Regions from separate parts of the Homo sapiens genome. Here regions 2 and 3 are each linked to region 1. The links are chromatin loops, found by intact Hi-C in ENCODE. Cell type or tissue: PC-3. All regions are shown on one strand. Region 1 has its middle 63 kb from the start of GHR. Region 2 has its middle 67 kb from the start of LINC02996. Region 3 overlaps GHR (growth hormone receptor).

What was found. Peaks named below come from ENCODE experiments on the same cell type or tissue, not always from the same donor. Only the 100,000 strongest peaks of a DNase experiment are listed, where the experiment ranks them.
Region 2: it touches region 1 in a loop (8-fold over the local background); 1 of 110 quality-filtered maps calls a loop at or near these places.
Region 3: a loop joins it to region 1, with 1.8 times the contacts of the local background. A loop is called at or near these places in 1 of 110 quality-filtered maps.

Annotation. Positions count from the first base shown.
Region 1 is chr5:42,358,243-42,362,242 of GRCh38, forward strand. No RefSeq gene overlaps it. Among named protein-coding and RNA genes, the nearest start is that of GHR, 63 kb to the right of the region's middle. In PC-3, no CTCF peak of the experiment used is centred here; DNase peaks (open chromatin) are centred at 2,059 and 3,279; H3K4me3 peaks cover 955 bases; H3K27ac peaks cover 2,485 bases.
Region 2 is chr5:42,240,484-42,244,483 of GRCh38, forward strand. No RefSeq gene overlaps it. Among named protein-coding and RNA genes, the nearest start is that of LINC02996, 67 kb to the left of the region's middle. In PC-3, no CTCF peak of the experiment used is centred here; DNase peaks (open chromatin) are centred at 1,348 and 1,908; H3K4me3 peaks cover 691 bases; H3K27ac peaks cover 1,761 bases.
Region 3 is chr5:42,502,694-42,506,693 of GRCh38, forward strand. All of the region lies in intron 1 of GHR (growth hormone receptor), which reads left to right. Among named protein-coding and RNA genes, the nearest start is that of GHR, 81 kb to the left of the region's middle. In PC-3, no CTCF peak of the experiment used is centred here; no DNase peak of the experiment used is centred here.

The sequences.
Region 1 (4,000 bases):
CAAGCTATACTACAAGGCTATAGTAACCAAAACAGCATGGTACTGGTACCAAAACAGATATCTAGACCAATGGAACAGAACAGAGTCCCCAGAAATAATACCACACATCTACAACCATCTGATCTTTGACAAACCTGACAAAAACATGCAATGGGGAAAGGATTCCCTGTTTAATAAATGGCACTGGGAAAACTGGCTAGCCATATGTAGAAAGCTGAAACTGGATCCCTTCCTTACACACTATCCAAAAAGTAACTCAAGATGGATTAAAGAGTTAAATGTAATACCTAAAACCATAAAAACCCTAGAAGAAAATCTAGGCAATACCATTCAGGACACCGGCATGGGCAAAGACTTCAAGACTAAAACACCAAAAGCAATGGCAACAAAAGCAAAATAGACAAATGGTAATTTGTCTAATTAAAGTAAAGAGCTTCTGCACAGCAAAACAAACTATCATCAGAGTGAACAGGCAACCTACAGAATGGGAGAAAAATTTTGCAATCTACCCATCTGACAAAGGGCTAATATCCAGAATCTACAAAAAACTTAAACAAATTTACAAGAAAAAAATGAACAACCCCATCAAAAAGTGGGCAAAGGATACGAACAGACACTTCTGAAAAGAAGACATTTATGCCCCCAACAGACATATGAAAAAATGCTCATCAACCCTGGTCATCAGAGAAATGCAAATCAAAGCCACAATCAGATACCATCTCACACCGGCTAGAATGGTGATCATTAAAAAGTCAGGAAACAACAGATGCTGGAGAAGATGTGGAGAAATAGGAATGCTTTTACACTGTTGGTGGGAGTGTAAATTAGTTCAACCATTGTGGAAGATAGTGTGGTGATTCCTCAAGGATCTAGAACTAGAAATACCACAAGACCCAGCGATCCCATTACTGGGTATATACCCAAAGGATTATAAATCATGTTACTATAAAGACACATGCACACATATGTTCATTGCAGCACTATTCACAATAGCAAAGACTTGGAACCAACGCAAATGTCCATTAATGATGGACTGGATTAAGGAAATGTGGCACATATACACCATGGAATTCTATGCAGCCATAAAGAGGAGTTCATGTCCTTTGCAGGGACATGGATGAAGCTGGAAACCGTCATTCTCAGCAAACTATCACAAGGACAGAAAACGAAACACCACATCTTCTCACTTATAAGTGGGAGTTGAACAATGAGAACACATGGACACAGGGCAGGGAACATCACACACAGGGGCCTGTCGTGGTGGGGGGGTCTGGGGGAGGGATAGCATTAGGAAAAATACCTACTGTAAATGACAAGTTGAAGGGTGCAGCAAACCAACACGGCACATGTATACCTATGTAACAAACCTGCACGTTGTGCACAGGTACCCTAGAACTTAAAGTATAATTTTAAAAAATTTTTCAAAATAAAAAGTTAAACATAAAAAAAGTCTGTTCCAATAATACACAGGTATACTGTGGCTTGGGTCCTCCTTACAAACATGTTACCCTTTAAATAAATACTGGGCCAGATTGTGACAGAGCAGATTTGCTACACAGAGGCCTTTTTCTTGGAGGCCCCAAAGTCTCTCCCACTACGTACTGTGTATCCCTCAGGATCAGCAATAGAAAAATTAAAGTTGGAAAAAATTTTTTATGCTTCATGAATGGCTTAGAGCACCTCAAATACCTCGTGGAATAATTTTTATTTGCTCTAGTTGGAGACAACAAATAATTGGAGACAACAAAAGATGGTTTTAGACATAACTGTGGACTAGAGGGAGCTTTCTATGACACATGCAGACTTCTCTTTCTGGTTCCTTATGCCTTGAGCATCTCTCCTTTACTCTTCCCTCTGTCCATGTTCTGCCTTCAATTAACAACACTCTCAAGACTCTATTCTCTGAAGTGAAATTAAAGCCAGCAGTCGTCAGAGAAACTCTAACAGTGTTATTTTACTGTTTCAAATGTATGATACTGGATTACACAAGCCATTGTGACAAACTGCTGGTGTCCGGACATTACTTATAACACTGTTCCTATGAGTAAATGCTTTCCAAGTTACACACAGCTGACTCACAAATAAACTTTTGGCCCACAATCCATTTATATGTTGGGGACTGTTTGTACTAATATAAGATCCTTGCCACAGGATTTTTAAAAGCCATTGCAACAAATAATTCTTTTAATTTCTAAGAAAACCCACCACTTCTGCAAGTTGTATGTTGTTTTTATCTCTAGATATCAAATTGCCTTAAAGCAAAACTTCCCAGTATGGATATCTAGTTGGGAAAATAGTCTGACAACAACAAAGAGAAGATAAATGAGAAAGCAAGATTGAACATAACTCATTTACAAGAAAAGGCCTTTGATTCTGTACTTTGTCCTTCAGCTTCAGAATTCAATTTTCCTACTCTCAATTTTCTGCTGTTCAAATGCTGCAGTCGTTTTGTTGCTTGGATATAAATGGTGGACTCCAGCTCTGAAAGAAACAAAGTTGGTGAAAAATTCACAGGAAGCCAACTCCTTCTTTCAGTTCTTTGTCAAAGCCCTTTGTATTTTCAAAGTGATCAAAGGCACTTGCAGGTGAAAAGCCGAGAGCTGTCAGTGGTGCTAGGGAGGGCGTGCTGTGGAAATGCTATCCTTTTAGGAATACAGTTTTTTTCTGAAGGAGGAAGAGTGAGGGAATTGTATAAATAATCCTAGAGGCCATTGGAGTACAATTTTAACTTGTCAGCCCTATTTAAATTTGGGTCACTCTTGTTACTGGTTCTGGTTATAAAAAACCTCCCTCAGGGGGTAAGAATCCTTTCCTCTCCTCACAAGATCTTTCCTAATTCTCCTGCCTCCCCTTGTTCAGGCATCATGCTTGGAGGAGAGCAACATCATTTATGTAGCAGCCCATTTCAAGCTTCTTTTAGATGGAGATAATTACAGATGGAAAATGTGCCACAGAAAGAGACCACCTGTGGTCAGTGCCTCACAAATGGAAATGTAAAAGGTGACTTGTATGGATCACAATGCTCTGCAAAGCTAACTTCCTGAGTAATTTTAAATTCTTTTAAGATGGAATATCTCTCTTCAATTAAGATTTGGGATAATCAAATATTATAAGGGAGCCTTGGGACATAGCATATTTAAAGAGACTTGCCTGTGTGCACAACTCATGCTGAAATAGAAGTAGATTAAACTCCATGCCATTCATATAAAATCTCTAACCTGTGAGAGTTTATTATTTATAGTAGTGGGTCTGCAAACTACAGCCCTCAAGCTAAATCTGACTCATCGCCTGTTTCTTTGTTGTTTTTTTCAGCTTACCGGTTAACAATGGTTTTTATACTTTTACGTGGTTGGAAAAAAACAAAAGAAGATAATGTTTTGTGACACATGAAAAGTATTTGAAATTCAAATTTCAGTGTACAGGAATATAGTTTTGTTGGAATATGGTAATGCCCACTCATTTATGTGTTGCTTATGGCTGGTTTTATCCCACAACTGCAGACTTCAGTAGTTGCAAGGGAGACTGTGTATGGTCTTCAAAGCTTAACATATTTACTATCCGGATCTTTCTGAAAAAAACTTGCCAATCCCTGTTTCATGTTCACTGAGAATTCACTTTTTCTAGTGATGTGCTGCAACGAGGTAGGGCATTCTTGGAGCAGGAGACAAATGTTATAAAGGAGAGGGGGAAATAATCCCAGAGAAGCATGAGGGCATCGGAAGGCACACCTGCCAGCATCACAGGTTGTCTCAGCTAGGGCTGTGATTTGCTTTTCTCTGAAGAACTTCATGCCTACAGCCTATATTTTTAATAGAGGGAACTAGGATACAGCGAAAGTTGGACAAATGAGGACACAGAAAAAGAGGAGAGAATAGTGGCAGCTATAACACAGACATACATTATTTTCTGTCTCTGACTCCTCTTCTCTCCCTCACTATCTTTAGTGGTCGCACTTGAGATATGAAGAGGATGGGGAAAAAGAGGGAGGAAAGTAGGAGGG
Region 2 (4,000 bases), 120 kb before region 1:
ATCTGAAACACTGTGCATACATATCCTTCAAGATAAGGAACAACCAAGGGTGCCTGTTATTCCCACTTTCAGTTCAGTGTTGTCTAGAGTTCCTAGCCAGCTTAGTAAGGTGGAAAAAGAATAAAAGTGTAAGAAAGAAAAAGGAGGTAACAAATATTGTATTTAATAAATGCTATGACTATAGCATATAGGAAAATTACACATGAATTCAAATTAACAAGACTAACAAGCAAAATTGCTAGATCCAAAGTTGATATCAAAATAAAAATTGCATTTCCATATACAAGCAATAAATAAAAGAGAAATTTTGAAACCAGCCACCAATTTTAGCAGACAATTTAAAAAATTTAAGAATAAATCTAACCAAGGGTGAATAAAACCTCTACTCAGAAACCTAAATACATAATTGAAGGAAATTAAAGGCAACTAAACAGAAGGGTATTCCATGCTCTTGAATTTGAAGACCCACTATTATAAAACTATGAATTGCCTCCAGATTAATCTACAGATTCAATGCAATATCAATTGAAATCTCAGCTGCTATTTTTGTGGAAATAGACACAATGATTATTAAATTTATGTGAAAATGCAGAGTGAAGACCAGTTCAGATAATCTCAAAGAAGGAAAATAGAAAACAGTGGAGGAAAGACTTATTTTACTAGATACTAAATACCACTTACAAAGCTACAGAAATTAAAACAATGTGGAACTAGTACCAGATTAGACAAATTAGCCAATGAGACAGAAGATCCCCCACCACCACCTCACAAAGACCTACAAACATACAGCCACTTGATATATGATAATGGAGGCACTACAGAGCAGAAAGAGCAAAACATGTTATTTTCTATAGACTGTACTGAGACAATTGGTTTTCTCTATGGGGAAAAATGAATCTAACCCTAACTTATACCACATAAAAATAAATCCTAAGTGATAACTGAATGTGAGAAGTAGTGTGAACGTTGTATTAAAAGAGAAACAAGCTATACTAACAATAAAGGAAAAGCATAGTACATTTGATTACAATAAATTTTAAAACTTCTTTTCATCAAAAGATAAGAGTAAGAGTGTGAAATGGTAAACCAGATAGTGGTAGAGAATATTTATGATGCATATACTTGACAGAAGGCTATCACACATAATATTCCTACAAATCAATAAGAACACAGAAACCTAGTAGAAATCTAGTAGAAAAATGGCAAAGGGACTTAAAAGGGATTTATTACAAAGAAAAGCAAAATCACTAAAAACATCATATGAAAAGGTGTTCATTCTCTTTAGACATCAGAAAAATTCAAAATAAAACCACAAGAAAATACTCTTCCCACCTCACCAGGATGACTCAACTCGGAAGACTAAATATCAAGGGTAAGCCAGGCTGTGGAACAAGATTTAATAAAAAAACAAAACGCATCTATGTGCTAAGAGACAAATGCAAGAAAATTCATAGTGATATTATTCATAATAGTAAAAAACTGTAAACAACTCTAATGTCTATAAGAAGTATAATAAACTAATTGTGGCAACTTCATTTTATTTACTAGATAAACAAACTACATCTATATGGAGCAACATGAAAAAAATCTCATAAGCAACCTGAGAGAAATAAACCAAATAGAATATACATAAAGCATGAGTCCATTTATCTGAAGTTCAAAATCAAGTGATACTAGACAATACAGTTTAAGGATAAATTACTTGAAGGGTAAATGTATAAAGAACAGCAAGTAACGTGAGATACCTGGTATACAATCCTTTCCTACTTATCCACTGGTCATGTCACTAAAATTCTCATCATCATTTGTAAAATGAGTAATGTTATTTACCTCTCAAGATTGTTGTAACAGTAAAATGAGATACTGCATGTAAAACTCTGAGTATACAGCCTGGGGGTTTAATTGGTGGTTTCAGTCTCTGAGGGGGCCATTTGACTGCTATCCTTCATAGTTCTGCATCAACTGATGTTGGAAAAGAATCAAAATATGAGCATAATGACTCATAAATCTGATAAACATGGTTCAACCACACTAAAGCAGCATATTCCTAGCTCTTTGGGAAAGGGAGTTCCCAGCACCAAACTTAAAGTCCTTGGAGTTTTGTGAATGGGGAGAGAGAAAGTGCAGGCATAATACTTCGTTATTCTACCTCTAATGAAGAAACAGTGGCCAAAAGATATCAGAATCTTTCCATTCCAACCATCAGATAAACCGATCCCCCTCCCATAGAGGAAGTGTTATATCATTGAAGCCCACCCTCATGGAAGGAGAAGGGTAGTTTCCCCTGAACACCTGATACATACTAAAGACTTACTGCTAAGATGATGATGAGGTTAATGATAATTTAAAAAATTAAAATAACATGTACCCATTCAATAAAAGACCTATAAGCTATAGCTCTTCAGTTTAATTCCAAAACAATCTTAGGAGCCAATTGGCAGAATATTTCACAAACACAAATGTTCTAATCATACCTTAAGAAAGAGCTTTGCACAATCGGTGTAAACAGTCATCTGGTGGTGAGAGTTCCAAGAAGAGGCCCTACTGAAAATAGCATCTTAACTCCCAGTCCAACAGCCTATTGCTGTGTGTGTGATTGCTTTGAGTTTGAAGATCACGGCACTAGAAAACTCTTGTTGAAAGGGTCACTAACAAGGTTCATTCTTTGCTGTACTCACTTCCACTTGAAAGTTTTGTTAGTATACTAAGAAATTAGCCATTAGAGTGTTTTAGAAAAAAAGGAGCCAAACCCAGGGGGGTGGTAAGCCTGAAGCTGAAAGCTGATGAAAGTAGAGAGTCGGAAAGTTTTGGAGCTTGGAAAGCTGCCTGTTGGGAAGTGTGAGGCCCAGGGGAGGACATCCTGCAGAGAATCCAGAGCAAAGGAGAAATGAAGGCGAACTTTATTTACTTCAGCGTTTGGCCAAGGGCTATTCCCACTTTGGGTTATCAGTTTTTAATGCCTTGATGTTAATAATGATGTAACTTTACATAGACAATAAATCCCCTATGAACCCAAGGAGGCAGAGCTTATGGCATCCCTGGCTTATAATGCACTGCTGGGAAATATATAGAACCCTTAAGACCAAATACCTAATCTTTCCCAGAGATGGGTAATGGAATAACTGACTGGGTTACAAATCTATTTATGGGACATTTTGAAACATACATAGTGGGTTTAAATCCAAAAGGCAAATATAAACAGTTACGATTGTGTGCGTTACATGTATTTTATTCAACCCATAGATTTGTAGGTACAAGAATGAAACAACAGCAACAAAGGAAAAAAAATCAGCAAACCAAAACAATAGTAGAATTTATTTATTTGCCTGGGAACAGGCATTGTGAAGAAATTCACTCAATAGTTCTCTAAGAGGAAAATGTCAGTGTTTTTTAAGTGCTAGCATATGGACAGGCATTCATGGCGCTTACACATCACGACATTAATTGAAACCAGTACTTTGGACAGAATAATGAGTCCCTACCTCTGTTCATAATTGGTTAAAATAAATCCCATTGTTTACTGGTCAGGAAAGGGTCTTCTGTTTGTTCCAGTGAAAATCTGGTGTGCTGTAGTAGCCCAACATTCACAGCCATTAATCAGCTTCTGCTGGTCAGAACCAGTTGCTTTGAAATGCAACATTGGTTTTGATATCTCATAGGAAAGCATGACTGTAAGTAGATAACTTTCCCTATACACAGGTAATTGTGCCTTTCTGCTCCTTTTAATTTTGTTAGGAGAAGCCCCAATCTAGATGGACATGTCTGCTCTATTTGTTATCCAAGACAGAATTCCCCCAAGTCCATCACGCACTGAAGAGTCTTTCATTGTACCAAGGCCAGAACTTCATATTTTCCCTTGTTCCTGTCACTGTTACACCCCCAGGGGCTGTTCTCCTTCCCAGGAACTTCACCCTGTTCCTACTGCCTGTCTGGAGTTAAATGGAGACAAGCATGATTAAAACTACCAGTAAGACAAGTTTAGAAAATGAACTTTTTCTTG
Region 3 (4,000 bases), 140 kb after region 1:
TGGCCATCTCTGCATCCAAATTTCTTTTACTAATTGGAGAAAACCACTAATTGTACATTTTAAACTCAAAATGTCTTTATGTATATATATATTTAAAATATATTTTATTATTTTTATTAATTTATTAATTATAATTATATTTATTAAAATAATAATTATTTTTATTAATTTATACATATGTATAATTTATGTTTTCTCCATGTGGCTAGCTGTTGATCTAAAGGAGAAGGAGCAAGGCAGGAAAATTATCAGGTTCAGTGTTTAACTGGGAGATGAGGACATCACTAAAAGAAAGGTACAGCAGGTTCTACTGGTATGTACAAGTTTTGATTACAAGGTGTACTCTTGCCACCTGGTGTGGTGTCTCAGCTAACTTTAGTTTCTGATTACCGGGGTCTCTGAGACAACTCTCCAGGGTCAGGTATAGAGCTCCTTTTGCCCTTGGCATGTTCCAAATCGCTTCCTTATGCTCAACCTTCTGAGCAATACAAGGAAAAATTCCTTGTATTGGCATGTTATGAAGGTTATTGAAATACTTTAGGAAATGCCTTTGACCTTGTTTTGTACTTAGAGGATGATCTCATTCAGAAATGGGTAGTGTCAAAATATGGAATGTGCTAGTAAAATAAGCACACAATTCACTTAAAGAAACAAAAACAAGACAAGACAAAACAAAACAAAACTTGTTTGGGATGGGTGAAAGGCATGGGGCTGCAATTCATCCTGGATTTTAAGGTTAGAAGTGGTTGAAAGAAATGTGATATTTTTACCTAAACCGTGGTCAACTATACTTTTACTTTTTAGCAATGATGTGAATGAAGAATGGCTTTGAAGACTGTTGGTGGATTTGACAAATATTTATCAAGAGCCTGCTATGAGTGTCACCATTATAGGTGGTAGAGATTCCACAATGAACAAAACAGAGTCCTTTCTTACATTTTGTGAAGGGAGACCACCTCTAAACAAATATATATCATGTCAGGTAGAGATAAGTGCCATGGGGAAAAACAAAATAGGGTAAGGGGCTAGGTGGGGCAGGATCAGACCAAGGAATTTATATTTTATATAAGATTGTCAGGGAATGCCTCTCTAATTAGATGACTTTTTTTTTAATAGAACTGAAGGACATAAAAGGACGAGGCTTATGGATATCTGGGGGAAGATGTCAGAGGCTGTTATAAAAGTTGCAACAGGAAACTGATTAGGACTCTTAGCAGACTTATATGTGCTTAGAATGAAAGGGATTGGGATAAAAGAAAAGAGGGGAGCTTTGGGAAAGCATTAAACTGTGGCCATAGCACTGATTGGATAAACCATAACATTGGATTATGGGTCTGCAAATTTCTTACATTTTTTTTAAAGTGTCAGACCCATAGCCCTAGTAATAAGCAACATGGTCTTTTCTTTGAGCATAGCTGTAATGAACATGTTATTCTTTTGGAGTTATCCTGCAAAGCTTATCAAACTCAAGAAGCAATAGTTTATATGCATTGCCCAGGTTGAATATTATTAATTTGGGTTGGGAAGTGATATGACCACATTCTGACTGACTATAGGCCCTAGTTCAGTTTACCTGATTTTATGCCCAATTTTTAATGAGAAGGGAGCTTGCTAGGCCAGGCAGGAAGAAAGAAATGGGGACAGTGTCAAGCAGGAAATGCAGAAGAGTTGAGTGTAGGTAAATCCCATCTTTCCTGGCTTTACGTTGCCTTCACATCCCTCATAATGATCTTCTACCTCAGTCTTCAGTATAAGCAGTATGTTGTTCTAAAGGTATGAAGTCTTGGCCAGGCACCGTGGCTCACGCCTGTAATCCCAGCACTTTGGGAGGCCGAGGTGGGTAGATCACGAGGTCAGGAGATTGAGATCATCCTGGCCAACATGATGAAACCCCATCTCTACTAAAAATACAAAAATTAGCTGGGAGTGGTGGTGCACACCTGTAGTCCCAGCTACTCGGGAGGCTGAGGCAGGAGAATCGCTTGAACCCAGGAGGCGGAGGTTGCAGTGAGCCGAGATCGCACCACTGCACTCCAGCCTGAGAACGGAGCGAGATTCCGTCTCAAAATAAAATAAAATAAAATAAAAGTAAAGGTATGAAGTCTTTTCCAAGCTAAGGCAAGAATGCTGAAACCTCAATCATAGCACTTTTCCAAAAGAGTCTTACCTTATATTCTGGATCTCTTCATTATCTCAAGAGGGGCTTCTTTCTCTTTAAATGTGAAAAGAAGAGAGGCATCAGCTAGCCCTATTAGCCCAGGGCTAAGAATTGCTCCAGATTTTTGAATGCTTAACCTTAAACAAAGTCACATGTACCAGTGGAAAGTGGCTCCCCTGTTTTCAAGGACAGGTCAGATTTTAACTACGTGCCTCTTAGGCTTGCCCTGTCTTCGGAGTTGTTAAACATGCATGTTGGGAGCTGTTGACTGTTTTTTTTTTTTTTTCTTTCTTTCTTTTTTTGCCTTATAATTTACTTTTATTTTAAATCTATTATACTTTGAACTGTTGACTGTTAGAGAAAGCAGTACTGGCTTAGGATCAGCAGAGAATATGGTTGAATTCTATTTCTTAAACTGAGGAGAATTTCTGTTTGAGCCCAGTCCAAGTCATTACTTGAGCAATTTTTTGCGCATTTTGCTGCTTAAGTGTTTATTTTTTTTTTGCTTTTACAAGTAATTTTTTTTAAAAAAGTTATCATACACTCAGCAAACATTTTTTGAGCACGTACACAATGCCCAGCCCTGTGCCATGCATGTTCAAAAAAAAAAATAGGTAACATTATATCTGTGCTTGTGAAATTAATACATTTGTTAGAAAGATAAGACTTCAATCAGTAAAGCAATCCAAGAAGGAACAAGTACAAATCCAGGAAGGAGACATTAGCTCAGTGGAAAGAGTCCACTGAGGTAGGTAGACTTGGGTTTGAGTCAGAAGCAAGAGATTGCTTTTGTGAGATTTCGCTTATCCTGTGTGGGCCTCAGCTTCCTGTTATGTAAAATGGGATAATAGTACCTATTACATTGTCACATTGGATTGCTGTGATGACTTGATAATATTTATATACAAAGCAACCAGTATAATGCGTGCTCATAGTAAGCACTTATTATATTATTATTATTTATTGGACATATAATTAGAAGGTCTGGGTTATAATCTTGATTCTACAATTATTTAGTTTTGGTAAGTCACTTAACTTTATCATACCATTCATGCATATTACCTATAAAGTGAAAGGAACAGAGGTTCTACAATTTATCTCCCAAATTCCATGGTATTTTGAACCAAAATGTATTGAATAAGTATTTGATGTTTGCTTCCCCTTCTTGTTAGTGATATTTACAATAGCAATAAAACATCAATATTTATTTAGGACTTGCTCTGGAGCCACGAGCCGTGGTGTGTTCTTGACATTATGTTATTTACTCCATGCTGCATACTCAGTGAGACAGATAACCTTGTCTTGTTTCCTAGATCCTAGGCCATATTTTATCCAGTTTAATATTTCTGAAATCAGAATGTATTATGTAGTATTATGTAGTTAATAAATATATTTAATGTGGAATTTTTTTCCCAAAAGCCCTTTCTAAGTGAGATGGACCCTCTTATGATTTAATGAGGATGTCTTCCAAGGGAAATAAATATTTTTTCTATATTTCTGATGGTAAAGTTGAAGCATAGAGAGGATAATTTACATGACCAAGATTAATGAACTAACAAAAGCAAATTCAGGACTTGAACTTAGGTTTGTTTTATTTAACAATGCTCACCCTACCGTACTTCTTGGGAGCAAAAAATTTAAAAAGTTTCTAACATATATTCATTAGTTCTTTCCATTTTTTATAGCAAAATATATTTGATCTGTCTCTAGAATCAATGATAGATTCACTATTTGTTAACTTTTAACAGGAATATATTTTAGTCCCTCTAGCCTGACTTTATAGGCTATGTACCCAGTACATGAAAATATATAGTAGCCTCAGTTTAATGTTGATGTTTATTT